5 separate regions of the Homo sapiens genome follow, and regions 1, 2, 3 and 5 are each linked to region 4. A link is a loop called in an ENCODE intact Hi-C map of the cell type or tissue named here. Cell type or tissue: CD4-positive, alpha-beta T cell. All regions are shown on one strand. Links, peaks and the distances in the headings refer to the core of each region. The heading gives the core; the rest is flanking DNA.

Region 1 (6,518 bases), core at 908-4,907, 68 kb after region 4:
GTGGTGTGTTCCTGTAGTCCCAGCTACTTAGGAGGCTGAGGTGGGAGGATTGTTTTAGGCCAAGAGATTGAAGCTGCAGTGAGCTACGGTCACACCACTGCATTCCAGTCTAGGCGACAGAGTGAAACCCTGACTCAAAAAGAAAAAGAAAAGGAGATGGTTCAGTTCCCAGGGTGCCCTGGATGTGGTGTTCAAACAGGAAGCCCATAAGGGAAGGCAAAGAGAATGTTCACAATTTTTAATGAAGTGATATTTGCAAAGAGAGGCAGAAAACGAGAGCTAAGGGAAGGTAACTTGGGGTTGATCTGCTTTGGAAAGGAAAATATAAATATATGACAAATGTTAGTTCCTATGTCCCCATGTATATGATGTGGGGAAATCTCCAGGACTTTTGCTTACATTGAAAATGTCTTCATCATTGGGGGTGGATGCAGTGCTTTGAGCACAACACGGGTGCCAGAGTCAAATTAGGGTTCAAGTCCTAATTCTATAAGCTTGCATAAGAACTTATACTCTCTGAGACTCTCTTTCCTCATCTATAACTGTGCTACCAATATGGTAACCACTAGCCATATGTGGCTACTGAGTACTTGAAGTGTGGTTGAATTGAGATGTGCTGTACGTGTAAAATACATATCAAATGTTGAAGACTTGCTATGCGGGGAAGTAAAATATCTCATTAATAATTTTATATTGATTACATGTTGATATGGGAATATTTGGAATATGCTGAGTTAAAGAAAACATTCTCACAGTTCATTTCACCTGTTTCCTTTGACCATTTTAATGTGATTGCTAAGAACATTTTAAATTACATACACAGCTCAGGTTTATGGCTCATGTTATATTTCTACTGGACAACACAGATCTACAAAATGTGGTTATGGGATTGCTACGAAGTTCAAAGACGTCATATGTAAAGTGTACCAGGTGCCCAGCTGTGCATTTGCTTCCCTCTTCCAATTCATATCCCATTTACCAGTAAGTCCTTTTACCTCCCAAATCTGCCTGTGTCTCTCCCTCTGCACTGCTGCCCGTGCAGACAAAGACACCATCTCTCACCTAGAAATCTGCAATTGACTCCTGACTCATCCTCCCACTTCTGCTCCAGTCCCCAACAATCCATTCTCTACTTGGCAGCCAATGGAAGGTGTGTTAAATACAAATCTGATCCTTTGCATCTCGCCTACCTAAAACTCTCCAGTGGCTTCCCACTGCACTTAGCACAGAGGCTCATCCTGTGGGGCCCCTTATGATCTGGCCCCACACCCACCACGCCCCAGCAACAAGGATCACGCCTAGCCACTTTCCTCCTCAAGACCTTTCCATTGCTCATCCCAGGGCCCAGAATGGTATTTTCCCAAATTCTGTGTGGCTAGCTCCTCCCCACCTTGTAGTTCTCAGGTCACCTGTCACCCAGTTAGGAAGGCCTTTCTGATCTAAAGTAGCCACTCACCACATCACTCTGTTGTCAAATCCTGATTCAGTATCATGACATTTATCGCCAGTGGATCTCATCCTGTTTTTTTCAATTTGCTTACCTGTGTATTGTCTGGCTTCTTGCTGAATATCAGCTCCATGGAGGGTGGGGACCTATGTAAGCCACGCTATGCCCCCAGCCTTGTTCAGTGACTGGAACAAAGCTGGTCCTCAATAAATGCCAGTTTAATGAATAGATGTTTCCACTGGAGCTGTGGTGCAGTTAGAAGCCAAATCCCCAGAAAAATCTTCCCGAGACAGTTTCTACCATCAGCAATTCCACTTCAGGATCTATATCCAAAAGAATTGGAAGTGGAGTCTCAGCCAGGTGCAGTAGTTCACACCTGTAATCTCAGCACTTTGGGAGGCTGAGGTAGGAGGATTGCTTGGGCCAAGGAGTTTGAGACAAGCCTGGCCAACATAGGGAGACCCCATCTCTACAAAAAAAAAAAAAAAAAAGATATTTGTATACCCATGTTCACAACAGCATTATTCACAATAGCCAAGAGGTGAAAGCAACTCAAATGTCCATTGACCGATTAATATATAAGCAAAATGTTGCCTATTCATACAATGGAATATTAATCAACCTTAAAGAGGAAGAAAATTCTGACATATGCTACAACATGAATGAACTCTGAGGGCATTACACTAAGTGAAATAAACCAGTCATCCCAGGAGCAATGGCTCACGCCTTCACTTTGGGAGGCTCATCCCTTCACCTTGAGAGGCTGAGGTGGGAGGATCACTTGAGGCCAGGAGTTTGAGACCAGCCTGGGCAACATAGCAAGAACCTTGTCTCTATTAAAAATCAAGAAAAAAAATTAACTGGGCATGGTAGTGTGCACCTGTAATCCCAGCTACTCAGGAGGCTGAGATGGGAGGATCTCTTGAGGCCAGGAGTTTGAGACAACCCTGGGCAACATAGCAAGACCTTGTCTCTATTAAAAATCAAGAAAAAAATTAACCGGGCATGGTAGTGTGTGCCTGAAGTCCCAGTTACTCAGGAGGCTGAGATGGGAGGATCCCTTGAGCACAGGAGGTCAAGGCTGCCATGAGCTGTGATTGCCCCACTGCACTCCAGCCTGGCCTGCGAGAAACAGGGAGACCCTGTCAAAAAAAAAAAAAAAGGAAAGAAAGAAAGGAAAGGAAGAAGGAAGGAAGGAAGGAAGGAAGGAAGGAAGGAAGAAAGAAAGAAAGAAAGAAAGAAAGAAAGAAAGAAAGAAAGAAAGAAAGAAAGAAAGGAAAAGAAAAAAAGGAAGAAACCAGCCATGAAAAGACAAATACTGCAAGAGTCCACTTACATGAGGCATCTAAAATAGCCAAACTCATAGAAACAGGAAGCAGAATGGTGGTTACCAGAGGCTCGGTGGGGAGGAAGAAATGGGAAGTTATTGCCAGTGGGTATAGAGTTTCAGTTTTACGAGATGAAAAGTCCTAACTGTTGCACAACAATGTAAATGTACTTAAAATGATACTGTACACTTAAAAAAATAGTTAAGATGGTAAATTTTATGTTATGTGTTTTTTACCATGATTTTAAAATTTTGTAATTATTTTTTAAAAATCAAGTTTTCACTTATCCCAAGGAATAGAATGGAAAACTGTGGCTAAATAGTCTAAAAGGAATAAAATATTTTTTTAAAAAACGGGAATGGGCCAGGGTGCAGTGGCTCACGCCTGTAATCCCAGCACTTTGGGAGGCCAAGGTGAGTGGATCACTTGAGGCTAGGAGTTCAAGACCAGCCTGGGCAACATGATGAAACCCCGTCTCTCCTAAAAATACAAAATTAGCTGGGTGTGGTGGTGAGTGCCTGTAATCCCAACTACTTGGGAGGCTGAGGCGGGAGAATTGCTTGAACCTGGGAGGCAAATGTAGCAGTGAACCAAGACCGCGCCACCGCACTTCAGCCTGGGCAACAGAGCGAGACTCTGTCTCAAAAAAAAAAAAAAAAACTGGGAAAAGAGAGAAAAGGAGTCAACACAGGGCCCTGTCAATGCTCTGCCCATTCTTTGTCTTTCATCTTGGGAAGATGGACACAGAGACTCATGGGCCTGGGCCCCCAGGAGCATCACAGAGTGAAGAGGAGAGGCAAACATTCCCTTTAACCTCACTGCTGAAAACTTCTAGAAGTCTGCTCTCAGGACATAATTAGGAATGCCAGCAAAAGGTGTTTCATCAGAGCACTGCTTGTAACAGTGAGAAATGGAAAATACCCCCATGACCATCCGGAGGGCACCTGTTAAAGATCGTCAAGCCAAGCAGTGGAGACTACAGAACCATACAAAAAAAAAGATCGTAAAATGTGAATTGAAAAGCAGATAGTCTCTTATGTCATCTTGACCCCATTTGTGTGTGTTTGAGGAGACAGAGACAGAGAGACATGGGTAGATAGCAAGGTATTAACATTTCTGCTTGATAAGATTATTTTCTTTCTCTGCATCTTGTTGTAATGTTCTATAATGAAGATGTATTGCTTCTGAAATAAGAAAAAAAAATGTTTTAGCGAAGAAAATATGGCAGGAAAAAATATTCAGAAGGAAACCCTAGGGGATCCCAGAGAAAATTCTAGTACCCTACTTCATTTTCTAAGAGTAAAATTATAGCACAGAAAGAACCCCCAGTAACAAATAGAAAATACAAAGCTTGAGTTATATAATTCAGAAAGGCCTGCAGAGGCTGTCAGACACCCACAGAGACCCAAACAGACCTTTTGGAGCTCAAACCAGGGCAGAGAAAATACACAAAAACTAATAGAACCCATCCCGGGATTAAAAATTAAACGTGCAGAATCACAGAGACAAAGGCATATGTGAGAAGGAGGGGGAGAAGGAGGCAGGAAGCAATGTTCACTCCTCTTTCAGGTGCTAGTGTGGGCCTTGTGTGTGTGGTGGGGGGATTCTCAAAGCTCATTTTCCCCACTGTTCTAGGGAGCCCCTATAATTAAGCTAATACTAGGAGGAAAGAGCCCTTCTATTTAGCTGTCATCTGTGTGAGCACAAGAGGTGAGTCAGGCATCTCCTGCAGCAGAATGGAAAAGACCCAGGAGCCTGCCAGCTGACCTAGCTTCTACCATGCTGCCTGGCTTAGGGGTGGGGATTCGATTCCCCCAGAGTACTACTGAGTCTAAGGACAAATAATATTAATACACTTTCAGAGCATGTCTTGTGTACCAGGAACTTTCCTAAACACTATAAACATACTCACTCGATTTTCACAACAATCCTATGAGATCGGTGTTTTTATTAATCCCATTTTGCAGACAAGAAAACTGAGGCACAGAGAGGTTAAGACTTGCCCAAGGTCACAGAGTTTAAAAAACAGCAGAGCTAGGATTCGAACTCAGGAAGCTATGGCCCAAGAGCCTATGCTCTGAACTACTATGCTGCTGTCTTAGAAAGCTAAAGGACCAGGGCACCGGGCTCAGTGGCTCACGCCTATAATCCCAACACTTTGAAAGGTCGAGGCGGGCGGATCACTTGAGGTCAGGAGCTCGAGACCAGCCTAGCCAACATGGTGAAACCCCGTCTCTACTAAAAATACAAAACTTAGCCAGGCATGGTGGTGCATGCCTGTAATCCCAGCTACTCGGGAGGCCTAGGCTGGAGAATCACTTGAACTGGGGAGGCGGAGGTTGCAGTGAGCTGAGATCATGCTTCTGCACTCCTGGCAACAGTGGGGCTCCGTCTCAAAAAAAAAAAAAAAAAAAAAAAAAAAAAAAAAAAAGGATAGCTAAAGGACCAACAACAAAGGTTTATTCCCAGATTACTATGACATCTGTTTGCAGGAGATTCATGTCAAGGAGAAGGTGCCTGGAAAACCTCAAGGTTGAGTATTGCTGAACTTCATCCTAGGCTATGAAAACAGCCCAGACTTACTAAAGAAAACCACTTTCCCACTCCCATATCTCCTACTGCTTCAGTGCCCAGCTCTCAGCATTCTCTACTTCCTGTGTGCCCACAAAACATGAAAACCAGCTCTCAGCAGGAGCTACACTGCACTCAACCACTACACTGCCTCTTTTTTTTTTTGAGATGGAGTCTCATTCTGTCGCCCAGGCTGGAGTGCAGTGACACGCTCTCAGCTCACTGCAACCTCCGCGTCCCAAGTTCAAGTGATTCTCCTGCCTCAACCTCCTGAGTAGCTGGGATTACAGGCGCGTGCCACCACGCCCCACTGATTTTTTTGTATTTTTAGTAGAGACGGGGTTTCACCATGTTGGCCAGCCTGGTCTTGAACTCCTAACCTCAAGTAATCCACCCACCCCAGCCTCCCAAAGTGCTAGGATTACAGCATGAACCACCACCACACCCAGCCAACACTACATTGCCTCTTAAGGACGCAGGCTGTGCACCCAGAATGACAAAGCCTCCTCTACACTCCCTGGCTGCAAGACCTGCAGAGAGCTGTTTACCTCCATTCCCCCATCTGTTAACTAGAGCTAATAACAGGGGTTATAGTCAATCCTCATTATTTGCAAATTCACCTCTTGCTAAAATTTATTTATAACCGCCAAATCCATACTCAAGGTTCTTTCATGATCACTCACGGACATGTACGGAGTGGCAAAATATTTGAGTCAGCCAACATGTGTTCCCAGCTGAGGATGAACAAAACCATGTTCTACCTTCAGACTTCAGCTCTCATGCTGTAAACAAGCATTCTCTCTGTGGTATATTAGCAGCATGCTTTTTCCCATTTTTCTGCTTTTTGAGGGTGACGTTGCTGTAAAATGGTCCCATAGGGTAATGGTGAAGTGCTATCTGGTGTTCCTAAGTGCAAGGAGTCCGAGATGTGTCATGCGTGTGTTATATAAGCTTTGATCAGGCACGAGTTGGAGTGCTGTTGGCAGTGAGTTAGATGTTAATGAGTCAACAATATATATTAAGGTGTCTTTAAACAGAAACACACACAGAATAAGCTTACGGGTTGATCAGTGGATGAAAATGCTGTGACCAAAGGCTCACAGGAACCCAACTTTGTATTTCACCTAGGAACAATGGTTCAGTGTTTATTAATTCAGTGTTTGCAGTGACTT
Region 2 (6,518 bases), core at 1,560-5,559, 86 kb after region 4:
GGAAAGGAAATGAAGAAAGAAAAGAAAGAAAGAAAGAGAAAGAAAGAAAGAGAAAGAAAGAAAGAGAGAGAGAGAGAAGGAAGGAAGGAAGGAAGGAAGGAAGGAAGGAAGGAAGGAAGGAAGGAAGGAAGGGAAGGAAGGGAAGGAAGGGAAGGAAGGGAAGGAAGGGAAGGAAGAAAGGAAGGGGAAGGGAAGGGAAGAGAAGAGAAGAGAAGGGGACAGGAAAGGATCATTAAAATTAAATGCCATTTTTCTCCCATCAGATTGGCAAAAGTGTTAAGGCCTGATAATATCATGGTCTGGGAAAGATGCAGTGAGACGGAAACACACACTGCTGGTGGGAGTATACAGTGGTCCAGCTATTCTGGAGAACATTTGGCAAAACCTATTAAAAGCTGAATCGTGTATACCCCAGGGCTAAGCCATTATACTTCCGAGGAACACGAGAAACACTTGCATATTGATGAGATGTGTAGAAAGATGCTCATTGCCATGCTGTTTGTAATAGACACAACCCCTCCAAAAAAGAATCTAAATGTTCATCAACAGGGAAGTGGCCATATGCATGGGAGAAAGTTCAGACTTTGGAATGCTACAGAGTTCTATAAGAGACACCAAATTTACAAACAATAGGCTTCTGGGGAAGGTAGAGGGGACTAAATTGAGACGTCAAAAGAGTTAAAAGGTCTTCAATCTTATCTATGTTGTGTAATTTATCCTGATGAGATTGTACTTATGCATTTCTTATGAACTTAAATTTTTTAACACAGCAGGACAATGTCACTATATCATCTATGCTGGGTCACAAAATCTAGCTGACTCCAGAATCAGCAGAAGATACGTGTATGGGGATAAACATGGCCATAATGATTACCCCATGACTGAGGTTTCTACCTCCCCTGATGTTTTCTCTTTACTCTCAGAAAGAAACAGTCAACCAAGGCACACTTGGCTTTTGCCAGTCTAGTAACCTAGAGACCTAAAGGATTAATCCCTTCCCAGGGGCGATAATTAACATTTTCTAATGAAGGCAATTTACAATCAATCAAGTTAACAACTGCTGTTCTTATCCTACTTTCTTTCACTTAGGTGTGAAAAGACAGGAAGTACTTGAAGGGTGGGGTAGACTCAAAGGATAGAATCCCACAGGATCCCATAGAGCCCGGGGGCAATTTGACCAGGAAGGGGTTCTGAACTCCAGAAGAGGAGGATGGAGAGTGGAAACACAAAGACTAAAAGGCAGGCTCTAGCATGACATCCAGAGAGAGGCCTCCCTCTTCTGGGCTTAAGCCTACTCTCCCAGAACCTTCACTCAGCTCCTTGCATCCCAAAGGGCAGAGTCTAGGCTAAGCATAAAGGATCCAATCTATGCAATGGAGGGAAGTAAGTGTCCAACACAGAGGCACCTGATGAAATACAGCGACCAGCCCAAGAAGAGCCCCTTGGGGCTCTGTTTCTTACATTAGGAAATCTCAATTTCAGCCTGCACAACATGGCAAAACCCCATTTCTACAAAGATAGATATATATTTATATATAAAAATTTAAATATACATATACACACACACACACACACACACACACACACACACACACACACACACACACACATATATATATATATATATATATATATATATATATATATATATATATATATATGCCGGGCATTGTTGTACATGCCTGTAGTTCCAGCTGCCCTGGAGGCTGAGGTGGGAGGATCACCTGAGCCCAGGAGGTCAGGGTTGCAGTGAGGTGTGATTGTGCTACTGTACCTCAGTCTGAGTGACAGAATGAGATCCTGTCCAAAAAACAAACAAACAAACAAAAAACCACACACACACACACACACACACACACACAAACAAAACAGAAAATAAATCTTGATTTCTATTTCTTCCTCGTTCAATCTTGTGAGGTTGTGTGCAAAGGAAATTTACCCATTTCCTCTAGGTTTTCTAACTTGTGTGCATAGAGGTGTTCATAGTCATCCCTGAGGATCTCCTGTGTTTCTGTGGGATCAGTCATAATGTCAGCTTGGTCATTTCTGATTGTGCTTATTTGGATTGTGTCCTTTGCAGCAACATGGATGCAGCTGGAGGCCATTATCCTAAGCAAATTAATGCAGAAACAGAAAACCAAATACCACATGTTCTCACTTCGAAGTGGGAACTAAACATTGGGTACACAGGGGCATAAAGATGGAAACAACCGACACTAGGGACCCCAAGAGGGAGAGGGCATAGGGGAAGGGGGTCAAAAAACTACCTATCAGATGCTAGGTTCACTATGTGAGTGGCGCGACCAATAGAAACCCTAACCTTAGCATCACGCTCCATAACCACGTAACGAAACTGCACATGTACTCCCTTAATCTAAAATAATTTAAAAAAAACAAAAAAAGAAATCTCAGAGGCCCTGGTCGTGAGAAGCACCCAGCCTCCACTCAGGGATGGAGGGATACAGAAGCAAACTCCACCTTCCGTTTCCTGTTTGATCACAGCAACTCCCAATGCAGGTCTCTGCTATAAGAAGTAGATACAGGTTTTTTCTTTTCCATCACTTATCATAATCTAGAACGACCTCTTATTTTGTTTGTTTGTAATCTTGTTTATTATCTGTAGGTTACATGAGGAGCAAGGGCTATCTTGCCTATTGCTGTATCCCCAGTATACAGTAGGAGCTCAATAAATTTTTCTTTTCAAGATGAGTTCTCACTATACTGCCCTGGCTGGTCTCAAGATCCTGGGCTCAAGTGATCCTCCCGTCTCAGCTTCCCAAAAGACTGGGATTGCAGGCGTGAGCCACTGTGCCCGGCAATAAATATCTTTTCTTAATCTCGAAGGTGAGGATACTTCTAGCAATACAGCAATAAGCCTGAAACACAGTACCTGAGGGTGGGAGAGCTCACTGAGCAGAGATGGTGTTTAGGAAAGAAGTAGAAATGCCTCTACTTCGGAAGGGACCATTTCTGTTCCTAAAATAAATAAAATCATATGATTTTCCTAGGACTATTTTTTGTGGCTCTATGGGTTAAGAGTCAGAACCTTCATGTTAGTCGCCCTACAAAGGAACAAGGGAGATCCTTATTACTAAGTTTTGAAGTTTGACCTCAGCTTAGCTAAGATTTTACTCTGTACCCATTACTGACGGGCTGGTACAAAAATAAGAGCAGTAACTTCCTCTTTTATTTAAACAAAGAGAGAGAGAGAGAGAAATAACGTACTGAACTCTGAACTTCCTCTCTTTTAACCACAACTTACTACTGACTTTTACTTTGGTAAAAAGATTACCAAATCAGGCACATTCTTGGTGCTGATGGATAGTTTCTATCCAAAACTCTGCCTGGAACATTGTCTACTAATACCAATTTTAATATAGGAGCCAGTCCAGGAACCCTGATTGGAAGCGGACAAGACTGACTCCAGGCTGCCATAAAACTGCCCAGCTCAGCTTTGGGGCTGCTACAGTTACATTTACAGGATAGACACTTTCCATACGAAAATGAAACTGCATTCAAAATGCAATTCTATTTCGAGGCACAAATCCACAGCTAGATAGGGCAGAGGAGCTGGGACATCGGGTGCAGCAGCCTAAGTTTGGCCCCAAGCTCTGCCACTTAAGAGCTCTGTGACATTGTATTACAGGAAAGGAGTCCTGATCCAGACCCCAAGAAAGGGTTCTTGGATCTTGCACAAGAAAGAATTCAGGGTGAGTCCACAGTGCAAAGCAAAAGCAAGTTTATTAAGAAAGTAAAGTGGTGAAAGAACAGTTACTCCATAGACAGAGTAGGGGGTTCCTAAAAGTAAGAGAAGGAGCACGTCCACCCTAGGTAAAATATTCGTGTGTGTGTGTGTGTGTGTGTGTGTGTGTATGTGTATATATATGTATATATATACACATATATATGTATGTATATATACACATATATACGTATGTATGTATACACATATATACATATATATGCATGTGTATATATATACACATACACATGCATATATATGATTATATGATCATATATGTTATATATTATATAATCATATATATAAATCATATATATATGATTTTAAAAATCATGGAGAGATGTGTTCTGCTACAAGGGTTTGTGATAAAGGATTAATTTTCTTAATTACTCTGTTTTGCAATAATCAATATTATTATCCTTAAAGCAAAATTAGGAATGCCTTTGTTCTCAAGATATCGGGATAGCTGGACACTGCCAAGCCTGGCTCTGTTTAGTAAACATTATCAATCTGTTCCCTTAACTGTAGACATCTAGAGGCTAGGAATACCTTTCTTTCTGGGAATGCAGCCCAGCAAGTCCCGGTCTTATTTTCCTAGCCCTTACTCAAGATGGAGTCACTCTGGCTCAAGTGCCTCTGACAATTGGGGAAATGACTTCACCTCTCTGGGCGTTAGTTTTCCCATGTGTTAGACAGAAAAGAGTCTCGTTTCTGTTATGGGCAAGCAAGCTTCAGCTAGACCCAACCTTTCCATAGGTAACAAGTAAAAACTCTCAACGAAAAAAAAATTTTTTCCTGAAATTACTCGAAAGTGAACAAAAGAAAGCAGATTCTGCAGAGAGGTTGAAACTTGGAAGAAGGGAATGGTCATTTTACAGCTTTTCCCCTGAACGCAAGCTGCTGTCAGCTAAAACTTCAACATGAAGCCTCAAGTCTTTCTGGTGTACAGAACCAGAGGACAGGTTTCAGGTCACTCACGGCTTCTGGAAAGTGAGGAAGGAATTCCATAATAGAGACAGCCAAGAGAGAAGAGCCCCAAATTCTGTGTCTAAACCCCACCCAAATGTCTGGCTGACTCTTGAACCATGCATGCATGGGGCAGTCCCAAAGAAGACTCAAGGATAAAATAAAAAACAGAACTGACATCTGAGCTGGTGTCCCAGAGACAGTCTACTGTCCAACCAAGTCAATGGCCTACTAAAACAAAAACATCAATGCTTTTCAGAGAAATACGAATGAATCCAGAGTCTCCACAGCACAACACTTACAGTGTCCAGGATACAATCCAAAATTACCCGACATACAAAAAACCAGGAAGATAAGACACAATCTCAAGAGAAGCTAATCAACCAGGAAAAAAGGGGGAGGAGCAATGATTCAGAGTAGGTTGAGGCAATAACCTCAAATTGTGTGAGATACAATGCATTCTACTGGAAAGAACAGAAAACCCATCTTAAGACGTTTTAAGCAGTAAGAGAATTATCTAACAAAACAAAATTTCAAGAGATAGAGCTATATCAAGATTAGTGAATTCAGGGGCTCAAGGATATTGTGAAGGAGACAGATCCTCTCCCTCTTTTTACACTGCCATTTACAGCTTGCCAACCTTGTCCCTCATGGTCAAAACATAGCTGCCACAGCTCCAAGCACCACATGCAAATGTGACATGAAATACTTAAACACAAATCCTTTGTCCTATGTCCCCTTCCTTCCTGCTTTGCCCTGTGAGTATGTGATTCTGGGAGCTATCACAGCCTTCCTGGGACCAAGAAGGGAGACACTGATCACATTTTGAGGATGGCAGAGCAAATAACTGAGAGGCGCTTGATGACAGTGTTAAGTCTTTGATTAAACCAACCCTGGAACCACCAGCCTCCTTGTTAGGCTCGCCAGATATTCTGTTTTTAAGAACCAAAGCAGGTCAGGCATGGTGGCTCATGCCTGTAATCCCAGCACTTTAGGAGGCGGAGGTGTGAGGATTGCTTGAGCCCAAATTCAAGACCAGCCTGGGAAACACAGTGAGACCCTGTTTCTATAAAAAATAAAATAATTAGCTAGGAATGGTGGGACATGCCTGTAGTCCCAGCTACCTGGGAGGCTGAAGTGGGAGGTTTGCTTGAGCCTGGGAGGTTGAGGCTGCAGTGAGCTGTGTTTGTGCCACTGCACTCCAGCCTGGGTGACAGAGCAAGACCTTGTCTCAAAAAAAAAAAAAGAACTAATGCATCCTATCTGAAACAACCTCCAGAATTGGAGAGCTAGTAACACTTGCTATAAATAGAAGGTGAGTATGAAGAACACAATGAAAATTTAAATTATTAAATTCTAGCAGGTACATAGCTCTGAGTCTGAGATTGCTTCATTCTTTTAGCTTAAAAGGGAGATTTGCATGCATTAGAAAGATGTTTAGGACATGATAGCACCAAACTAAGACACTCTCCTTAACCCGAAGAATTAAAAGAAAAAAACATTTTTTTCTTTTTTATACTGAGTCTCATTCTGTTGCCTAGGCTAGAGTACAGTAGCGCGATCTTGGCTCACTGCAACCTCTGACTCCGGGTCCAAGCAATTCTCCTGCCTCAGCCTCCCGAGTAGCTGGGAGTACAGGCACACACCACCATGCCCGGTTTTTTTGTTTTGATTTGTTTTGTTTCTTTTTTTTTTTAGTAGAGATGGGGTTTCACCATGTTCACCAGGCTGGTCTGGAATTCCTGACCTCAAGTGATCCACCCACCTTGGCCTCTCAAAGTGCTGGGATTACAGGTGTGAGCCACCACAC
Region 3 (6,518 bases), core at 1,475-5,474, 61 kb before region 4:
CTGCCAGCTTGGTTTCCAGGTGCAGCCCTGGATGCCCAGCTTCCTGACAGCACCCTCTGTCACAGAAGCTCTCAGCACACCCAAGTCTGCATTTCAGAAGAGCAGAAAGATCCTCTGTATAGAAGGACACGGTGAGTTTGTGAATTACAGAGGAGCCTCCCATTCCTGCAAAGGATGCTGCTGGAGCAAATGCCTGCCAGGTGGCCATCTGCACCGGGGACTCTGCACACAGCAAGTCCAGGCAGGCTCTGATCCTCATGACCGCTAGAAACAATGACCCTGAACCAGCAGGCCCGCATAGACAAGGGCCCTAACTGAGGAAGGTGAATTCTGTGCAGGCCAACTCTGATGTCTATACTTTTTTTTTTTTTTTGCAATTCCACATCTCACCTTTCATCTTTTACCAAGAACCTCACTAGGACGCCACTCTGCTGAACAGACAGGTATTGAAGAGCTATTATGTTCATGCAGCATCCTAGGTGTGGAGTGATCAAACAACGGATGCCAACCCCACCTTCAGGGATTTACAGATCCCAGCAGGGGGTAATAATTACTAGTGCAGTAACAGCTACCACATACAGCACTCACCATGTGCCAGGCACTGTTCCAAGCGCCTTACATATTATGAACTAATTTGATCCTCAACGACCATGTAAAACAGGTTTTTGACTATTCCTATTTTATAGGGGAGAAAACTGAGACACAGAGAAGTTAAGTAACTCGCCCAAGGTCACACAGCTAGTGATTCATTTTTATCCAGAATCTGGGTTCTTTGTCACCATGTAAGTAAATATTAGGTTGGTGCAGAAGTAACTGTGCTTTTGCCATTATTTTTAATTACTTTTAACTAATTACTATTGCACCATTATTTACAATAGCAAAAACCGCAATTACTTTTGCACCAACCTAATATTTAGATGTCCCTAAGATATGTGACAGCAAGAAGAGGTATGTGGTGTGCTGAGTACAAAATATTGGAAATGGGCCTGGTCAGGGAGGTCAGGAAGGGCTTCCCTGAGGAAGTGATGCTTGAGCTGCAGTCTAGAGGACCAGCGTGAGTTGACCAGGGCCCTTAACCCTGCATGCAACTGAGAGGTTCTGAATCAATCAGAGATTTGGACTTAGTTGGTCTGGAATGGGTGCAGACACTGCATTCAGTTAAAAAGCCCTGCAGAAGATTCTACAATGCAACTAGAATTGAGACCCACTGAACTCACAGGGAAGAAGAGAGAGAAGAGTATCTCAGCCAAGGGAGAAGTATGTGCAAATGCCTGGTGGCAGGATGAACAGAGGAGTGAACGAAGGTACTCAGAGTGGTCAAGCAAAGGCTGGAGGGACCCTGACGCCAGAGCACGCAGGGCCTCATGAGTAGGACAATCATATCCTGTATCTTCCAACAGGGACTCTTGTGAGGATGACAAGGGCACCAGCCTTGTGGTACGCTGACACAACAGAACAAACCAATTTGGTTTATAGGCAAGCTTGGCAGAGGAGGACGTATGTCCACCCTGCTTCGCAGCCACTTCAAAGAGTATTTACTTTGTCCCAAGAACAATGGGAAGCCATTGACATGTTTTCAACAAAGAGGATGACATGATCACATTTGGTTTTTAGAAAGGTGTGGAAAGGGTAGGCCAGTGAGACAGAGAGGAAGCAGGGAGACAGGACCAGAGGCTACTTGTCCAGAGAGGGTTAGTGGAGTTGAACAAGGGTCCTCTCAGTGAGGATGGGACATGGTGGCTAAGAGCAGGCTCTAGAGCCAAACTCAAATCCAGACTCTGCTTATTAGTTATGTGACCTGGCAAGTCAGTTCACTTCTCTGGGCCTCAGTTTCCTCCTCTATAAAATAGGTGTTAAAAAAGCATCTTTCTCATAGGGTGAGGATTAAATGAGTTAGCATATATCAATCACTTAGAACAGCACGTGGCATATGATAGGTGCTACATACATGTCAGCTATAATTATTTAGGAGGCACTATAGGATTTGGCCATGGAGAGAAAATGAGGGTGAAGGAATGTCTGGGAACACAGAGCAAGATGCCCCAAGAATTGATCACTGCTCAGTGGAATTTGGGAGATTCACAGTTAAGGAGTGAAAAGGATCAAAGACAGAAAGTTTCATGAGGAAAGGCTGAGATGCAGCATTAAGGAGTGAAGCCAGGACCTAAAGACCAACACTGAAGGCAAAGCAGGTTCAGGCCTCTGGGTCAAGCAAACATTTCTATGATATGCTAGGCACTGTTTTAACCTCTTTGCATAGGTTAACTTATTTAATACTCACCCTAAGAAGTAGTATATTATCATCTTCACCTTGTAAATGAAGAAACAGGAACAGAGAGGTCAAGTGACTTATTTAAAGTGCACAGCTAAGGTGGGACACAATGGTTCATGCCTGTAATCCCAGCACTTTGGGAGGCTAAGACCCATCCGGGCAACATAGCAAGACCCCATCTCTACAAAAAAATTTAAAATTAGCCAGGTGTGGTGGTGTATGCCTGTGGTCCTAACCACTCAGGAGGCTGAGGTGGGAGGATCACTTGATCCCAGGAATTGGAGGCTGCAGTGAGCTATGATTGCACCACTGAACTCTGGCCCCAACAACAGAGTGAGATCCTGTCTCAAACAAAACAAAATAAAACAAAACAAAACAATGAAAACAATGATACACAGCTAGTAGGTACCAGAGCCAAGATTGGAGCCCAGGCAGGCTAGTTCCAAAGTCCACACTCTTTATTAACTTGCAAGGCCACAAACCTGAGCCTATGCATTTCACTCTGCTCTCATCCACAAACTACCCCTGAAAGTATCAGAAGGAATTGTTTAAAAATGGGATAAAATCTATTTCAGCCCAGAAACCAGGGAAAGGTACCAAGCAAATGCCAGAAATGCTTTTCAATAGATAGAAACAGTGAGACTGGAATTGTGGGAAGGACGACCTGGCCCAGTCCTTCTTACCCTACCTCCAATTTAAAAAAAAATAGAGTGGTGGCTGGGCATGGTGGCTTATGCCTGAGTAGTCCCAGCACTTTGGGAGGCCAAGGTGGGAGGATTGCTTGAGCCCAAGAGTTTGAGACCAGCCTGGGCAACATGATGAAACCCCATCTCTACAAAAAAATTAAAAAATCAACCAGGCGTAGCGGCACATGCCTGTAGCCCCAGCTACTTGGGAGACTGAGGCAGGAGGATCACTTAAGCCTGGGAAGCAGAGGCTGCAGTGAGCCGTGATGGTACCATTGCACTCGTAGGCAACACAGTGAGACCTTGTATCAAAAAGAAAAAAAAAATCGAGTGGCAAGGTCTGACTGAGGGAGTAGGTAATTGACCAAATATAAGTGAAGGTGAGTCTAACAGGAGCCTATGAAGTCACTGGCAGCAGCAGGCACTTGAGCAATATTTAAAATGATGAATCTTCCTCCCAAAACCTGCAGGAGAAGCAAGTGGCTTCCAGGCTCACCTGCAGATCTCACTGGACACGAAGAGGGTGCTAAAGGACAGCAGGGGGCGCTATAGCCACTGACTCCTAACTAAGGATATGTCCCAGCCAATTTAGAGCTCAGACACCAAGAGAGAAAAAAGACTTCTGCATTCTTTTAAAGCTCCCTGCCTTGGACTATTGCACACTCTCTACTCTCCAAAGAAAGCCCATTTGACTAAATTTACATTTTCCCTTCTCCCCTCCGATGTGGGGTGGGGGAGACCTTCCACTGACAGTCCCCACCTACGAATGCAGAAGTTGTAAACCGGAGGTTCACAGAAGGAATCCAGTCCAAAAATGTGTTTAAAATACACCACAGTTGTAATTCTTGAATTCTCTGTCAAAATCTAAATTTAGGGGATTTCAGATTTCTCTGGAAAAAAATGGGAAAACTTAGACCTTCATCCTTTAAACAGCAGGAATTAGGAAACGGAGCTGAGTGCCGCTGCCCCTTTCAGATAGGGTGTTCAATGGGCCAATGGGACATGCCTGTGGTCACACACGTCACTCATTCACCCACCTGCCTGGCCCCTGCTGGCTCTGAAGCTGGACATCCTGATGAACAGGATGCTATGTGTCCTTTCAATATCATGTGGCCACACACACACACATATGAAAGAAACCAGCCAGACACAAGAGATGGTCTACTCTATAATTCTGTTTTTTGGTTTTTGTTTGAGATGGAGTCTTGCTCTGTTACCCAGGCTGGAGTGCAGTAGCATGATCTCGGCTCACCGCAACCTCAAGCGATTCTCCTGCCTCAGCCTCCTGAGTAGCTGGGATTACAGATACAAAAACCATCATGCCAGGCTAGTTTTTGTATTTTCAGCAGGGACGGGGTTCTGCCATGTTGGTCAGGCTGGTCTCAAACTCCTGACCTCAAGTGATCCCCCCTACCTCGGCCTCCCAAAGTGCTGGGATTACAGATGTGAGCCACCGGGCCCAGCCTAGTTTTGTTTTTTAAGTGCTCAAAAGCAGGCAAACTGTTTTCCATAGTATCTGCAACATTTTGTATTCCTGCCAACAGTGTACAAGGGTTCCAATCTCTCCATATCTTTGCTAACACTTGTCTTTTTTAAAAAAAAAAATAGGCCGGGCGTGGTGGCTCCCACCTGTAATCCCAGCACTCTGGGAGGCTGAGGCAGCAGAATCACTTGAACCCGGGAGGTGGAGGTTGCAGTGAGCCAGGATCACGCCATTGCACTCCAGCCTGGGCAACAGAGCAAGACTCCATCTCAAAAAAAAAAAAAAAATAGTCATCCTAACAAGTGTGAGATAATATCTCATTGTGGTTTTGATTTGCATTTGCCTAGTGATTAGTGATGTTTAGCTTTTTAAATTTTCATATGCCTTTTGGTCATTTGTATGTCTTCCTCGGACAACTGCCTATTCAAGTCCTTAGCCCGTGTGAAGGTTCCTCAAAACATTAAAAATAGAACTACCATATGATTCAGCACCCTCACCTCTGGGTATTTACCCAAAAGAATTGAAATTAACATCCTGAAGAAATGTTAGCAGTTCCATGTTCATTGCAGCACTCTTCACAACAGCTAAACGTGGAAGCAATCTAGGTGTCCACTGACGAACAAATGGATAAGGAAAATGTGTTTATGCATATGATGGAATATTTTTCAGCCCCCCAAAAAGAAGGAAGTTCTGCAATGAGACAACATAGATGAACCCTGAGGACATTATGGTAAATGAAAAACACTAGTCACAGGAAAACAAATACTAGATGATTCCACTTACGTAAAGTAACAAAAATAGTCAAATTGATAGAAAATCAGAGTGAAAGGGTGGTGGCTACAGCCTGGAAGAAGGGCAAAATGGGGAATTACTTACCAATGGGCATCAAGTTTCAGTCAAGCATGATGAATAAGCCCCAGAGATCTGCTGTCTCGTACTGCATCCATCATCAACAATGATGCATTTTACACTTAAAACTTTGTTAAGAGGATAGATTTCATGTTACGTGTTCTTTCCAAAATAAAATAAAATAGATCACTGGGGGTGGGGGGAAAAGCAGCCAAAGGATTGCTGGTCTGGTAGTGGTTATTTTGATGGATGGGGAGGGACGTGTAGAGATTAGAAGGAGCAAAGAAGGGCTTCTGGGGCTCTGCTTACAAAGAAAAATTCACTGTGTGAGAATTCATCAAGCTGGACACTTTTCCCGTACAATAAACAGTTGTCAAAAACTGTGTGACCAGTCCAGACTAAAACCAGCACCCTTGATTCCAAATTCTAAACTCCTAGAAGAGGCCAATTTGATCCTGTTTGGGAGAGATGTCCACACGCATCTGGACCAAATCAGGCCAAGGCTGTAGGGTCACAGACCTTTGGCAGTGCATATCTGGAAAGGCAGCTCTCAGGGAAGAAAGCTGCCTGCTTCAGGACCATTTGTGCAGGTACACAGGGTTGAGGTCTACCAGGCAGTTTGAGGTACTAGGTAAGAGCATAGCCCCACGGGCCAGAGGGCCTAGAGCTGGACCTCTCACAAGTGACCTTGAGCAAGTCATTTAGTCTCTGAGTACCTCAGTTTCCTCATCTGTGAAATGGAATTATAACAATGATAACCTATCTCACAGGGTGTAATGAAGAATGAAGAATTATTATATGTAAAGTGTTTAGGACAGAATTATATCTATAAATGCTGGCTCTTAGTTTTTTTTTTTTGAAAAAGAATACCAAGACATCCTAGAATCCTAGACCACTGGAGGTGGGGGAGCCCTCATGAGGGCATGAACCTCATGAACACAAAAGAGCAGAGACAGAAAGAAGACTAGGAAACGTGAGGTCTCTTGAGTCCAGAACCAGGGCCTTTCACATCCTTTCTGGCTGCCTATCTCCAAGGCCATCTGCCTTTTGATTTCTCCATTTGCCCCCAGGCCTGCAGGCTCCAGAAATTACGGTCTTCTGGGAAATTGTGAGGCTGGTCCTGCCTCCCAACTAGGAGAAGCCACAATAATTTATAGATGGGACGCATCAGCTTCATTCAAGTCCCAGCAGCTCGCCTCTCTGTGCACGGTTGGTTTCTGTTCTCTGG
Region 4 (6,518 bases), core at 1,348-5,347:
AGATTGTGCACATTTTCAAGAGAAGCTGGAAATTGTTGATGGTTTCTAAATGTCAGCCCCGAAGTCAATATTGGAAAATAAAACCCCGGTAGACAGCTGGTTAGCTTTCTCTAGGGTAAATCACAGTGAGAGAAACAGCTGAGCAGGGAAGGATCAAGCTCCAGAGAACAGAGTCAGGGGGCTCTGCCATTCATTGACTGCGTACCTTCAAGCAAGTAGATCAAACACTCTGTGTCTCCGTAAAACAGGGAGGATAATGGCACCTCATTGGGGTGGCATGATGATTAAACGCAATAATGCATGGAGAATGCTCTAGGAAGCACCCTGCATGTGGGAAGCAATGAATAAATGCCCCTCTCAGTACAGGTTGACTGGGGACCAAGTGTTTCAGCCTCACCCAACCACACTGTGATTCTAAACCCACGGCACTCACTCCTAAACCTGCCAATTCAGGCGGCATGGTATCCAAACACTCCCATAGCTCCTGAGCCAGCTTCCCTCCATCATCCAGATTCGTGTACAGTGCATTTCCATGGCAATAACCTGTTCCACAAAAGGTACAGTAAATATTTACTATTTTTTCACACATTTCAGATTATTTGGGTCTAACAATCTAACTGGCACTCTCTACTGCTTTAGAAAATGGCAATGAGAAGCCAAGCCTCCAAGAACAAAACAGAAGTGCCTTCAGCAACAGGGACACCAGGGAACCACGTGGACAACCAAGAACAGCATGTGGCCACAGATAAAGAGATTTCAGGAAGCTCCGCTCACAAGAGCGCCTCTGGGAGCTATTTAACCCCCTCCAGTCGCCCCACCCTCCCAGAAACAAATGCAATACATTGCAACGATTCTAAACACCCCCTCATCTCTTTTAACTCTCTCTCTATGCAGCCCCCAGCACCCACACACATACACAGGTCCTCTGAGAGATTTTTTAAAGCCTTGTTCACACATACGCAGAATATGCAGCACTAAGAGTTTTAACTGCTAAACCCCTGACGTGCGTGCACATACACACACAGAGTTTGATAATCAGCAGAGCTTCACTGTGCCTGCTCAAAGAGGCGGAGGCTCTCTTGGAATGAGGGGGGCTTCTCTGCTCAGGGCTTTTGAAATGTCAGCTGAGCCACGGAAGAGCTTGTGATTCACTCCCTGACTCACTCCCATCTCTGCAGCAGACCCCATCTCTGCAGGGAGGGCAGGACAGGGCTTTTTCATTCATTCCCTCATTCAGTCACAAGACCTGTTTTATACCACGTTTACACACAAAAAAAACTCATTCAGGCACAAAACTCTGTGCCCAGCTTTGCACTAGTCCCTAGAGAGACAGAGAAGAATAAAGTACAGCCCCTGCCCTCAAGTTTCTCACAGTCTGACAGCCAGGGAGACAAACAGGTCACCACCAATCAATGTGATATATCAAGGAGTATATACAAGGTACCTATATCTATTTAGAAGACTGACACATTTGACTGTGGAAGTGTGACGTTCCTGTATTACAAAAGATTTCATAAACCAAAAGAAAAGACATAGGACAGACCAAGGGGATTTATTTTTAGACTAAATCACGGATTGGCATCTAGAATATATAAAGAGTTACTATCAATTAATTAAAAAAAAAAAGACAGGGGACCAGGTGCAGTGGCTCATGCCTGTAATCTCAGCACCTTGGGAGGCTAAGTTGGGAGGATGAGTTGATCCCAGGAGTTTAAGACCAGCCTGGGCAACATGGCAAAACCCTGTCTCTACAAAAAAAAAAAAAAAAAAAGCCTGGCATAGTGGTGTGTGCCTGTAGTCCCATTTACTAGGGAGGCTAAGGTGGGAAGATCACTGGAGTTGAGGTTACAGTGAGCTGTGATCTGGACACTGTACCCCAGCCTGGGTGACAGAGGAAGACCCTGTCTCAAATAAAAAAGCCACTAGAAAAATTGACAAAGTAATACGAAGAGGGAATTCCCAGAGAAAAAAATACAAGTGCCCAAAAAGCGTATGCCTAATCTCATGAATATCTGGGAAATGCAAATTAATACAAGATATTTTATCCATTAGATTGGCAAAAATGGAAAAGACTGATAACTCCCAGTATTGGCAACCACGTGGGCTGAAAGAATGATGGAAGAACGCAGGTCTAGTAGAGCACCCTGGATGCAAGGGAATGGGCATTCGATTGCTCTCATTATTCATCTTTCCTCCCACGTGCTTTGCACATGACAGTCACTCAGCAACCCTCTGCAGAACTGAGTCAAACAGGAAAAGTAATGCCGCATATCTGAGCTGCAGAGTGTTCTTATATTCAAACACCCATCCCTATGGCTCCTCTGGGATACTGGAGATGACTGCCGGCAGGATAACAGGTGTGGGAGCCAGGGACAAGGCGGGAAGAGGGCTTGCTACTCAGGGAATAGAGTACCCCATTGATGCTGGTCACTCTTCCTTTCCTACCAGGGATGCTCAGGCATTCCACTCCTTCACAGACAGCAACCTTGCCCTGAGAAAAGAAAGGCTTATGTGTGATTATTCACTATGGAAAATAAGGAGGAAACAGATCAGGAGAAACAGGAAAAATAAAGTTTCACTTGCTAAAGTGAAACTGCAAAGAGGCACCAGCCTGAAAGGCAAAACCAAGGCCTAGATAGACAAGACAGCAGCAGGCCCAAAATGCCCACTGATGCCAGGAGGCCCCTCTGTTCTACCCAATAATGGAAACAGCCAACACGTGGGTTTACTCTGTGCCAGGCACTAAGACCTCAGGTACCTTATCCCTACAGACCTCAGCCTATTTTAAAAGGAACTCAGAGAGGTTAATCAACTTGTCTGAGGCCACACAGCTTGTCCACGGCAGTACTGGGGTTTGAACTTAGGTCTGTCTGACTCCAGAACCCCGTGCTCTTACCCATACTGCTTAGCTTTTAGCTGGCCCAGTCCTGGGAAGTCAGCCCTCCAGGAGGAAGCCCTGCCTGACAATGGGTTGGGACTAGAAGGAGATTTATGTCCCCCATTCTGAGGAAAAGCAGGAGCACCAGTTGGGGAGTGGGAGGACCCAGTGGGACAGACAGCTAAGAAGAGAGTCACTATTACCATTCAGGGACACACAGAGTCTGGAACCTAGGTTACTTCCAGGCTTAAGGGAGTGTGGGTGTACCCACCCTCCACCCCACCCACATCTGGTGCCGCTAGAGGGATCAACAGAAAAAAAAAAAAAAAAAAAAAAAAAATTCAAATCATAGGGGCCAATGCTGCTGTTGGCAGAAGCAGGAGGAAGTGGGCCACTGGGGAGGCCACATCCGCCCCACGGCGAGGCTCCTTCGGTTAGCATGGGCAGCAGCAATGCAAGGAGAGGGAAGGAGGTGGTCTCTGGGCCCAGGTGAGGGAGAAAGGAGAGGCTCTGGGTGTCATCCCAGCCTGAGGCACAGGGAAGAGGTGTGGGTGGCTGGACCCAAGTGGCTCTGGCACTCCTAGATCTCACAGAGATCCCAGCCTACCTGTGAGACCTCAGGCAATTAATTTAAGCTCTCTTGCCTCAGTGTCTTCATCTGTAAAATGGGGATAAGAATGTTATCTTCCTAGTACTGGGTGGAACTACCACCACCTCAACAACTGGTACCTGCCTGGCTTCATGCCTACTGGACTACCCCACTGCCACTAAATTGGAAACTCTATGACAGCTTGTCTGGCTAGTTCACTGCTGTATCTCCAGCACTTAGAACTGTAAGTGGCACCGAGCAAACACCCAATAAATATTGGTTGAATTGTTAACAATAGGTGCTCAAAAATATTTGTTGAAGAAAAATAAAGGAGACAAAGAATAAAACGATAGAAGGTAGAGAAAAAAGAGGGGCAGAACGGAGGAAGTTGGACCCCCAGGAAAGTTCCAAGACCATGAGAATCAACTGAGGTTGGCCAGTTAGCCAACCTGCTTCTCCAAAGAGCTCTGCCCAAGATAGTACTATGTTGTCAGAGTTAATAGAACCAAGCACTGCTTATCACTAGGTGACTGGGCTCGTGTTTTAACCAGTTTCTGAGCTTGAGGCAAGGTCTCCTTTCTCTTCCTTATCTAAGGAGGCCCCAGGGGCTGGCCCTTTCTTTCATTCGTTCTTTCTTTTGTCCATTCGTTCGTTCTTTCTTTCTTTTGTTTGTTCGTTCTTTCTTTTCTTTCTTTCTCTGGGTTACAATCTCATTCTCTGTCCCTGGCATCCACCTACAGACTCCGGAAGAGTGTAAACATTCTAGTGTTCACCTGTGGTCTCACACAGTGCAACCTCTGGGCCAAAGCCAAGTGTTTACGCCTGAATCACTGTCACTAGAACGGTTGCCTCTGATTACCACTCCTCGAAAAATTATGCGTTGTCAGTAAAAAACCAACAGGCGTGCCCAGCCCAGGTGTAGATCTCATGAAACCCTGTACTACTGACAAGTGATTTGCAAGGACCTTTCCACACCCACAAATCTCTGACAGGAGATGCATGGTGGTTAAGAATGTGTGCTTTGGAACCAGAGGATCTGGACTCAAATCCTGGGCCTCCACTTATCGACAGTGGAACCTTGAGCAAGTTAGTTCATCTCTTCTTGACTCAGTTTCTTCAGTTACAAGAAGAGGATAATAACACCTACCTCACTAGGTTACTGTGAGAATTCAAGGAGGGCCAGGCACGGTGGCTCACACCTGTAATCCCAGCACTTTGGGAGGCCAAGGCAGGTGGATCACTTGAGGTCAGGAGTTTGAGACCAGCCTGGCCAACATGGTGAACCTTATTAGTCTCTACTAAAAATACAAAAATTAGCCAGGCATGGTGCTGTGTGCCTGTAATCCCAGCTACCTGGGAGGCTGCGGCATGAGACTCGCTTGAACCCTGGAGGTGGAGGTTGCAGTGAGCCAAGATCGCACCACTGCACTCCAGCCTGGGCAACAGAGCAAGACTCCATCTCAAAAATTAAAAAAAGAATTCAATGAGATAACACACATAAAGTGTTGTAAGCAGTCAAGATTCTTATTTATAAACATGGAAGCCCACTCTAACCAGTTTAACCAGGAAAGACAAGCTTTGGGAGGCCCTGAGAATCCAATTAGGACACATTTAGAAAGCCAGAAGAAACATCTTGACCACAGTACAGAACCCGCTGCCACCACTCCAGAGTCCAGACCAGGCAATCTGCACTACAGATGCTGTGAATATTCAACATTCACAAGGGACAGATCTTGCTAGAAGCCCCACCATAGCTGACTCTGCAGTCTGGACATACTTAACACCTCCCCCTCCAGAACAGATCAAACACAGTGTCTGCTGCTTCTAGCCACCAATTCAGAGTCCAGCAAGGACTCACCTGATTGACAGATCCTAGGTCACATGTCTGTGCTCTAGCTGCAAGGGAGGTTGGGCGAGTGGGTTTCTGAGTTGTGCATTAAAGAGACATGGGTTTATGAGGTGGCGAATTCACAAATATTAAAAAAAAAAAAAAAAAAAGCGGCTCCAGAGTGTGTGGCCAGAAAGAATGACAAGTGTCTCCCATTAGCTCTTGGCACAGTGCCTGGCTCATATGTGCCCAATGAGTAGCCATTCCCTGGAGATGTCGTTTAGGCCCCAAAGCAAGAAGATTCCTGTGCCCCAATCATTCTTCATCTCTCTGGGCCACCCTGTTACTATTCCAAAAGGTTTGGATTGAACCCTTACCTTTACTCCTCCTAACTCTTGTCCTGACTATATGCATCTATGTATCTCTGAAGACCCCCACTGGAGCCCAGAAATAAAGGCAAGTACTGCTTATGGCCTGGCAGGAAAATGCACCAACCAGCTGGTATCACAGATTCACAGAACTTCAGAATGCCTAAACTAGAAAGTGACTCTCTCCTACTGTCTTGTTTTGCAAATCAAGAAATTGAATCTAAAAAGGGGAAAGGACATGACAAAGATTGCCCAGCAAAGTCCTGGCAGAACCAAAACTAAGATCAAGGAGAATGAGGAGAGGAGCCCAGGTCCCAGATCTTCCGCAGCAAACTAATATTGCACTGAGCAAGATGCCTTTAGCAGGGCTGAGCAGCTGCTCCAAAGGAACCAGTGCAGAACAAGGATGCTGTCTCGAGAAGAGCAGTCTTAGAGGTCATGGGAACAGGCAGCAGAGTAAGTTGAAGCTGCAGGACCCCAAAATGCTATGTCAGGATCCCTTAGCCCCTTGCTACTCAAAGTGTGATCCATGGGCTGGGCATGGTGGCTCACGCCTGTAATGCCAGCGCTTTGGGAGGCCAAGGCAGGTGGATCGTTTGAGATCAGAAGTTCGAGACCAGCCTGGCCAACATGGTAAAACCCCGTCTCTACTAAAAATACAAAAATTAGCCAGCAGTGGTTGCATATGCCTGTAATCCCAGCTACTTGGGAGGCTAAGGCAAGAGAATCGCTTAAGCCTAGAAGGTGGAGGTTGCAGTGAGCTGAGATCACACCACTGCACTTCAGCCTGGATGACGGCACAAGACCCTGTCTCAAAAAAAAAAAAGACAAAGACAAAGAAAGAATGAAAGAAAA
Region 5 (6,518 bases), core at 1,328-5,327, 45 kb after region 4:
TGTTGTCTGGGGGTGTGGTTAGCAGGGGGAATGGCTAGGCTCCCAGGCAGGTCCTAGGGAGTTTTGCAAGATTCACCTGTAGGGCTAGGTGGGAACCTCTGTTCCTCCCGGAGTCGACCGGTATGGTTCCACCCTTTCCCCACAGACCCCACACTCATACCAGAAATCTGGGTGTTCTGGTCTCTGAGATAGATAGGCACCTCCCTTCCTGCCTCCCAGACATCTGGAGCCATTGATACTGCTGATGACAGACTCTCAGAACAAGAAAGGGCCTCACATGCATCTAATCAACGGTCTGTTCAGGCTGGGCACAGTGGCTCACGCCCATAATCCCAGTGCTTCAGGAGGCCTAGGCAAGAGGATTGCTTGTGGCCAGCAGTTTGAGACCAGCCTATGCAACATAGTAAGACCCTGTCTCTACAAAAACTAAAAAATTAGCTGGGCATGTGGTATAGTCCTAGCTTCCCCAGAGGCTGAGGCAGGAGGATGGCTTGAGCCAGGAATTTGAGGCTGCAGTGAGCTATGATCACATCATGCACTGCATGGGCAACGGAACAAGACCCTGCCTCTGTTTAAAAGAAATGGATGGGAGGTCTGCTCGACCCAGGCTTGATAAAGCAGTAATTCTCAACTGAAGATGATTTTGCCACCCAGGGCAATGTTTGGAGACATTTTTGATTGTTACAAATCAGGGTGAAGTTAATACTGGTGTATACTGGGTAGAGACCAAGGATGCTGCTAAACATCCTACACTACATGGGACAGGCTCCAACAAAGACCTATTCCACCCCCCAATGTCAATAATGCCAAGGTTGAGAAATCTTGCTGTAACTAAATTCCTCCCAGCACGGGACACTCACTTTCCCCCACCCCAACCCTGTCCCCACCCAGGAAACCCACTGTTCCTACACAGAGTATTTCTGGTTTAATAAATTGCGGTTATCCTTCAGGTCAGGATCTTTGCCTCTAGTCAGCTGAAACCCCCTAAAATCCTTGCTGCCTAGCTGGCACTGGAGGCTGTCAGAAAATGAGTATAAAATCCCTCCTCCACAATTTAATATATGATAAAGGCAGCATTTCAATTCTGTGGGAAGCGATGGATTATTCAATAAATGGTATTGGGACAACTGGCTGGCCATCTGGTAAAAAATAAAGCTAGATCCTCACCTCCCTCCTAAAACCAAAATAAATTCCAGATGGATTAAAGATTTAAATGCAAAAAAAAAGAAGTTAAAGTAGTAAAAGAAAATATGGGAGAATTCCTCTATAATCTCATTGAGTAAGAGGCCTTTCTAAGCAAGACACAAAATGTAGAATATGTGGAAGAAAAGACTCATAAATTGACTACTGAGGAATTTTTTAATGTCTACAGAGTTTAAAAAATCCATAATAAATCACTTTTTCAAAGTTAAACACCAATTTTATAAATTACATTATATATAAAACATATGCCAGGCTAACAGACATGTTCTTTCACAAACAAAAACCGGTTAAAAATCAATAAGTAGAAAAAAATAGGCAAAAAAGAAGAAGCAGTTCACAGAAAAAGAAATAGAGCTTTCAAACATAAAAATGTTCTCATAAGCAAAGAGATGTAAATTAAGATGATAGCGAGATACTAGTTTTTCACTGATCAGATTGGCAAAATGAAAAAGTTTGATAATATTCTATGTTGGTAAGGAGATGGGGAACAAGCTGTCTGAGGGAAGTGTGAACAGATCCTGTACAGAAAGCAATTCAGCAACATCAATCCACATTTTAAAGCACATATCCTCCGTCCTCATGATTCCAATGCGACACCTATCCTTGCACGTCGTCAAACCCACAGAGGTAAACATATATAGGAATGCTCACTACCTTATTGTTTATAATAGCTAAAGACTCTCAACAGCACCAATGTCGATCATCAGGGGACTGGTTAAATACATTATGCATCATAAAAGGGAATGCTAGGAAACCCTTAGAGGAGTATGAGGCAGCTCTATGTATCAATCCCCATGAGACATTATTAAAAGGAAAAGCTACATATGAAACAACACTATAATATATTTCCACTTATGTGAAGAAAAATGGGGTGGGTACAGAGTCAATCACTCATTCAACCCATATTTATTAAGCACCTACAATGTCCTAAGCACTGTTCTAGGTGATGGGAATTCTACCAGGAGTAAGTCTGCCAAGATATCCATAGGTTGCACATGCTTGGAAAATTACTGGAAGAAAATACAGGAAACTGGTTCTAGGAGACTCTCTGGAGTTGTCAGATTTAGCAAATAAAACTACAGAATGCCCAGTTAAACCTGAATAGCACATAAACAACAAATAGTGTTTTAGGATAAGTTGGTGCTATGCAATATTTGGGACATACTTATACTAAAAAGGTGTTCCTTGTTTACCCAAAATGCAGACTGAACCAGGCATCCTGTTAACTGGGCAACCTATTCTGGGGGTGAGGAGTGAAGTTCTGGGGAATGAAGCATCTACCACAGGAGAGAGATATCCTCTTCAAGCTACTGTGTGTTGTAACACATTGTACTGTTTGCCATTATAACCGGGAGGATGCACTGCTTGTGTTGTTATTTATTTAACGACACGAATGAGTAAGAAGAGAGAAGAAATTCCACAGACGTAAGGCCAAACTCAGTGCAAGCTGCAAAGTGCATTCCTCGCCAGCTCAGCTCACAGAGTCAGCCTGGCAGCCCTGCGGCCACATTCCAGGGCCGGCTGCTTCTCTAAATGGAAGCAATGGATCCCACACTCTAGCAGTAAGTCAGCAAGCAAGACTCCGAGCTGTGCTATTTTTTTTTTATTAAAAAAAAAAAAAAGAAAAAAAAAGGACCAATGCAAAGAAAGAAATGTAGAAAACAGTGAAGAGAAGAAAACACCAGAAACACCAGGCATGCTAAAAGCTGGCCTTTTCCATGACAATACGGAGAAATAAAACATCAGATTTCTTAAAAAGCCTGGTTTTAAGGATCTCTTGGGCCTCTCAGATCATCTCCATCTGTCCTTGCCTCTTTCTTAGGGGAGATTTTACCACTCAAAGAGGAAAAGTGCCTTTTATGTAAAAATCCCCCAACTTTTAAATCCCAAATATTTTGAGTACTACCAATAACTGACATGTATAAAGCACTGAAGCACTTACTATATGCTAGATACTCTTCTAAGTGTTGTGGTTTTTTGTTGTTGTTGTTGTTGTTCTTTTGAGATGAAGACTCGCTCTGTCACCCAGGCTGGAGTGCAGTAGTGCGATCTCAGCTCACTGCAACCTTCACTTCCCGGGTTCAAGCGATTCTTCTGCCTCAGCCTCCCAAGTAGCTGAAATCACAGGCACCCACAACCATGTCTGGCTAATTTTTGTATTTTTAGTAGAGATGGGGTTTCGCCATGTTGGCCAGGCTGGTCTTGAACTCCTGGCCTCAAGCAATCCACCTGCCTCAGCCTCCCAAAGTGCTGGGATTACAGACATGAGCCACCACGCCCAGCTTCCTCTAAGTGTTTTAGCCAATACTGACATATTTAATTCTTTCAACAACCCCAAGAGATAGATGCTATTATCACCCCTCTTGCACCTATGTGGAAAATGAGGCACAGAGTGGCTTGACAATTAGCAGAAATCACACAGCTGGAACATAGGAAATCTGGGATTTGAGCCCAAGTAATCTGACCCTAGAGCCCACCCCCTTAGCTGCAGGCCAGGTTCATCCTGGGTACCCTTGGTGAACAAGGTAGACACACCCCCTGCCATCGTGGCCCTTATAGCTCATGAGGGAATCTAGCTATTCACAAGGAAATAGACAAGCTAATGGCAAACAGTGCTAAGTTCTAGGGCAGACACAAACGAGGACTTGAAATAGACCACATATTCATTTAGTCGACACATATTTAATAAGACCACATATTCATTTAGTCGACACATATTTAATAAGGGCCTATGGTGTGCCAGCGTCGTTGCAGACACCAGAGGATGGAGCAGTGGATGAAACAGAGATCCTTAACCTCATGAAGCTTACCATCCTAATCAATATCCAGAAGGAACTTGAAACAGGATGTTAGCAAGGGCCTGTCAAAGGGGGAGACATTTAAGTTGAGACTAGAGTGAGAGCTCACCATGTAAAGAGAAGAAAAAGTATTCCAGGCAGTGGGAACCACTTTCTGCAAAGACCCTGGGTGGAAAGAGTTTCAGTTTCTCCTATCTCCAAGAACAATTCCACTGCTGCTTTCCCCTCTCCGGCATTCTCCTCTTCTCCATCCAAAACCCATAGTTAAAAGCGTATTTTAATACTCTCTTCCCTCCCAGCTATCTGAAAGATCTAGGGTAGAAATCATTTACTTTCTCATATTCCCAAGGCATGTGCTTGCTAATTAATCAAAGTATTATTTATTGTGACTAACAAAATTAAGGCATTTCTGATTGTTCATGCTCTGATGAAGCTTTGAGAATCTTTGCTGCTGTTAGGGGGGAAATGATGTGGTAATACCAATCCCCAGATGTACGGAGCAGACCTGTCTCCATACGCTTAGAAAAAACTAGGACAGAAACCAGGAGAATCTCTATCACTCCCCCACACACACGTGGGTGCACACACACACACACACACACACACACTTAAGTTCCCTTCCGGATCCTACTCACAAAAGCCTGGGGCCATGTATTTTTGTCCTGAGCAGGACAACAAAAGCGGGGCTCTTTACCACAGCTCTGAGTCAGGGGAGGGTTTAGAAATAACATAAGTAGGCTGGGCGTGGCAGCTCACACCTGTAATCCCAGAACTTGGGGAGGCTGAAGCAGGAGGGCTCCTGAGGCCAGGAGTTTGAGACCAGCCATGCAACATAGCAAGACTTTGTCTCTACAGAAAAAGGAAAAAAAAAAAAAAAGAAAAGAAAAAACTAAAAATTAGGTAGACATGATGGCTTATGCCTGTAGTCAAAGCTACTCAAGAAGTTGAGGTGGGAGGATGGCTTGAGCCCAGTAGTTCAAGGTTACAGTGAACTACGATCGTGACACTGCACTCCAGACTGGGTGACAGAGTGAGACCCTATCTCAAAAAAAGGAAGGAAGGAAGGAAGGGAGGGAGGGAGGGAGGAAGGAAGGAAGGAAGGAAGGAAGGAAGGAAGGAAGGAAGGAAGGAAGGGAGGAAGGGAGGGAGGGAAAAACTTTTGAGCTCAGTTCCTGAACGCATTATCATCAAGAGATGACAGTTACCATCATTACTGTGCAGATAATAATGGTGAGGGGTGAGAGACTGGAGCCAGACAACTTAGGTTTCGAACACTAGCTAGAGTCTAGCTGAGCCTCAGCTTCCCCGTCTGTAAAATGGGGACTGCTATAACAGTGCTTATTCCTCAAAGGATGCTGAAAGGGTCAAATAAACAACTGCAGGAAAATGATATAGAATAGAGCTCGGTACAGAATAAGTATTATACTAACTTAATTGTTAACCTCAAAATGGTAGGGGCAAAGGCATCACAGTTGCATAAGATGTTAGCATTAGGGGGAAACTTTGGGTGAGGGGTATGCAGTGGAACTCTCTGTAAATGTTTTGCAACTTTTCTAAAAATCTGAAATTATTCCAAAAATTAAAAGGTTATTTTTTCTAAAGGCAGGGGCAAATGTTTTTTCATTGTCTTCTTGGATCTTCTCCCTTATAAGGAGAAAAATCCAAGTTTCAGAAAATATATGGCATTGTCCATACAGATAAGAGCCCCACCCCACCCTACATACCCTCCAGTTTCCCCCAAGCTGCCCTCTGTCTGCTGGGTGAGGCTGTTTATCAACTGGCTTTGAGTTAAAATCAAATCTCTTCCTGGGGGTAAAAATTCCAACAGACCCAGACCTACAACTGCCATCAAGTTTTCTCTTTCTTTCAGTGAATATTTTTTCAGTGCCTACTGTGTACCAGGTACCAATCCAGTAGCAGTGAAACCATAACGAACAAGGCACACACACTCAGCCACAGTGTCTGTCTGCACCAGCTCTGAGATGTCTGCACCAGCTCTGAGACTTCCAGTGTGTATTTGCAAACCCAGACTGACTTTTATGGCCTCCAATGTTGGGGAATGATCATTGCAGGGTGTCTTCTTGACCACTCGAATTTTTGGGACCTCAGAGAAAATGCTGCCACCAGCCAATTCCCACAAGACACTTCAGGGAAGAGAACCTCACAGTCTCAGACAACAGGCTGCAACTCCTGGGGAACCTGAACAGGCTGGTTGCTGGGCAGGCCTGGTAGAATTAACCCAACTTCCCATTTCATTCCTACTTGACATTCCAGAGAGATGGGCTGGAGAAATCTGCCTTGTCTGTCTTTAAAAGAAGACATTTCTCCCACGGCTTCCTCCTCTTCGAATTCCCTCATCTATCCATCTACTCTCACTCCCCTTCCGCTCTCAAAGCTGTTTCCTGCTGATAAAAACACCCCACAACTTCCAGTCTGCGTAGTGAGATTGCAGCCAGCAGGCTCTAAATGCCGACATACTCCCAATCAAGCAGCAGGCGCCCCCGTTGAGTTAACGAT

The links. Peaks named below come from ENCODE experiments on the same cell type or tissue, not always from the same donor. Only the 100,000 strongest peaks of a DNase experiment are listed, where the experiment ranks them.
Region 1: it touches region 4 in a loop (2.1-fold over the local background); 5 of 110 quality-filtered maps call a loop at or near these places.
Region 2: it touches region 4 in a loop (2.6-fold over the local background); 8 of 110 quality-filtered maps call a loop at or near these places.
Region 3: it touches region 4 in a loop (2.4-fold over the local background); 12 of 110 quality-filtered maps call a loop at or near these places.
Region 5: it touches region 4 in a loop (1.9-fold over the local background); 9 of 110 quality-filtered maps call a loop at or near these places.

Annotation. Positions count from the first base shown.
Region 1 is chr16:23,878,171-23,884,688 of GRCh38, reverse strand. All of the region lies in intron 2 of PRKCB (protein kinase C beta), which reads right to left. Among named protein-coding and RNA genes, the nearest start is that of PRKCB, 45 kb to the right of the region's middle. RefSeq lists an enhancer at 2,768-2,897. In CD4-positive, alpha-beta T cell, for the core only: no CTCF peak of the experiment used is centred there; a DNase peak (open chromatin) is centred at 2,858.
Region 2 is chr16:23,860,610-23,867,127 of GRCh38, reverse strand. All of the region lies in intron 2 of PRKCB (protein kinase C beta), which reads right to left. Among named protein-coding and RNA genes, the nearest start is that of PRKCB, 28 kb to the right of the region's middle. RefSeq lists an enhancer at 722-1,368. In CD4-positive, alpha-beta T cell, for the core only: no CTCF peak of the experiment used is centred there; a DNase peak (open chromatin) is centred at 3,227; H3K4me3 peaks cover 1,177 bases; H3K27ac peaks cover 1,598 bases.
Region 3 is chr16:24,007,637-24,014,154 of GRCh38, reverse strand. The region is part of intron 3 of PRKCB (protein kinase C beta); the gene reads right to left. Among named protein-coding and RNA genes, the nearest start is that of PRKCB, 170 kb to the right of the region's middle. RefSeq lists a silencer at 3,400-3,449. In CD4-positive, alpha-beta T cell, for the core only: a CTCF peak has its summit at 3,484 (motif pointing right); a DNase peak (open chromatin) is centred at 3,504.
Region 4 is chr16:23,946,833-23,953,350 of GRCh38, reverse strand. All of the region lies in intron 2 of PRKCB (protein kinase C beta), which reads right to left. Among named protein-coding and RNA genes, the nearest start is that of PRKCB, 110 kb to the right of the region's middle. In CD4-positive, alpha-beta T cell, for the core only: no CTCF peak of the experiment used is centred there; DNase peaks (open chromatin) are centred at 2,210, 3,240 and 4,280; H3K4me3 peaks cover 872 bases; H3K27ac peaks cover 3,954 bases.
Region 5 is chr16:23,901,350-23,907,867 of GRCh38, reverse strand. All of the region lies in intron 2 of PRKCB (protein kinase C beta), which reads right to left. Among named protein-coding and RNA genes, the nearest start is that of PRKCB, 69 kb to the right of the region's middle. RefSeq lists a silencer at 3,578-3,763, a cis regulatory region at 6,397-6,414 and an enhancer at 6,333-6,477. In CD4-positive, alpha-beta T cell, for the core only: no CTCF peak of the experiment used is centred there; no DNase peak of the experiment used is centred there.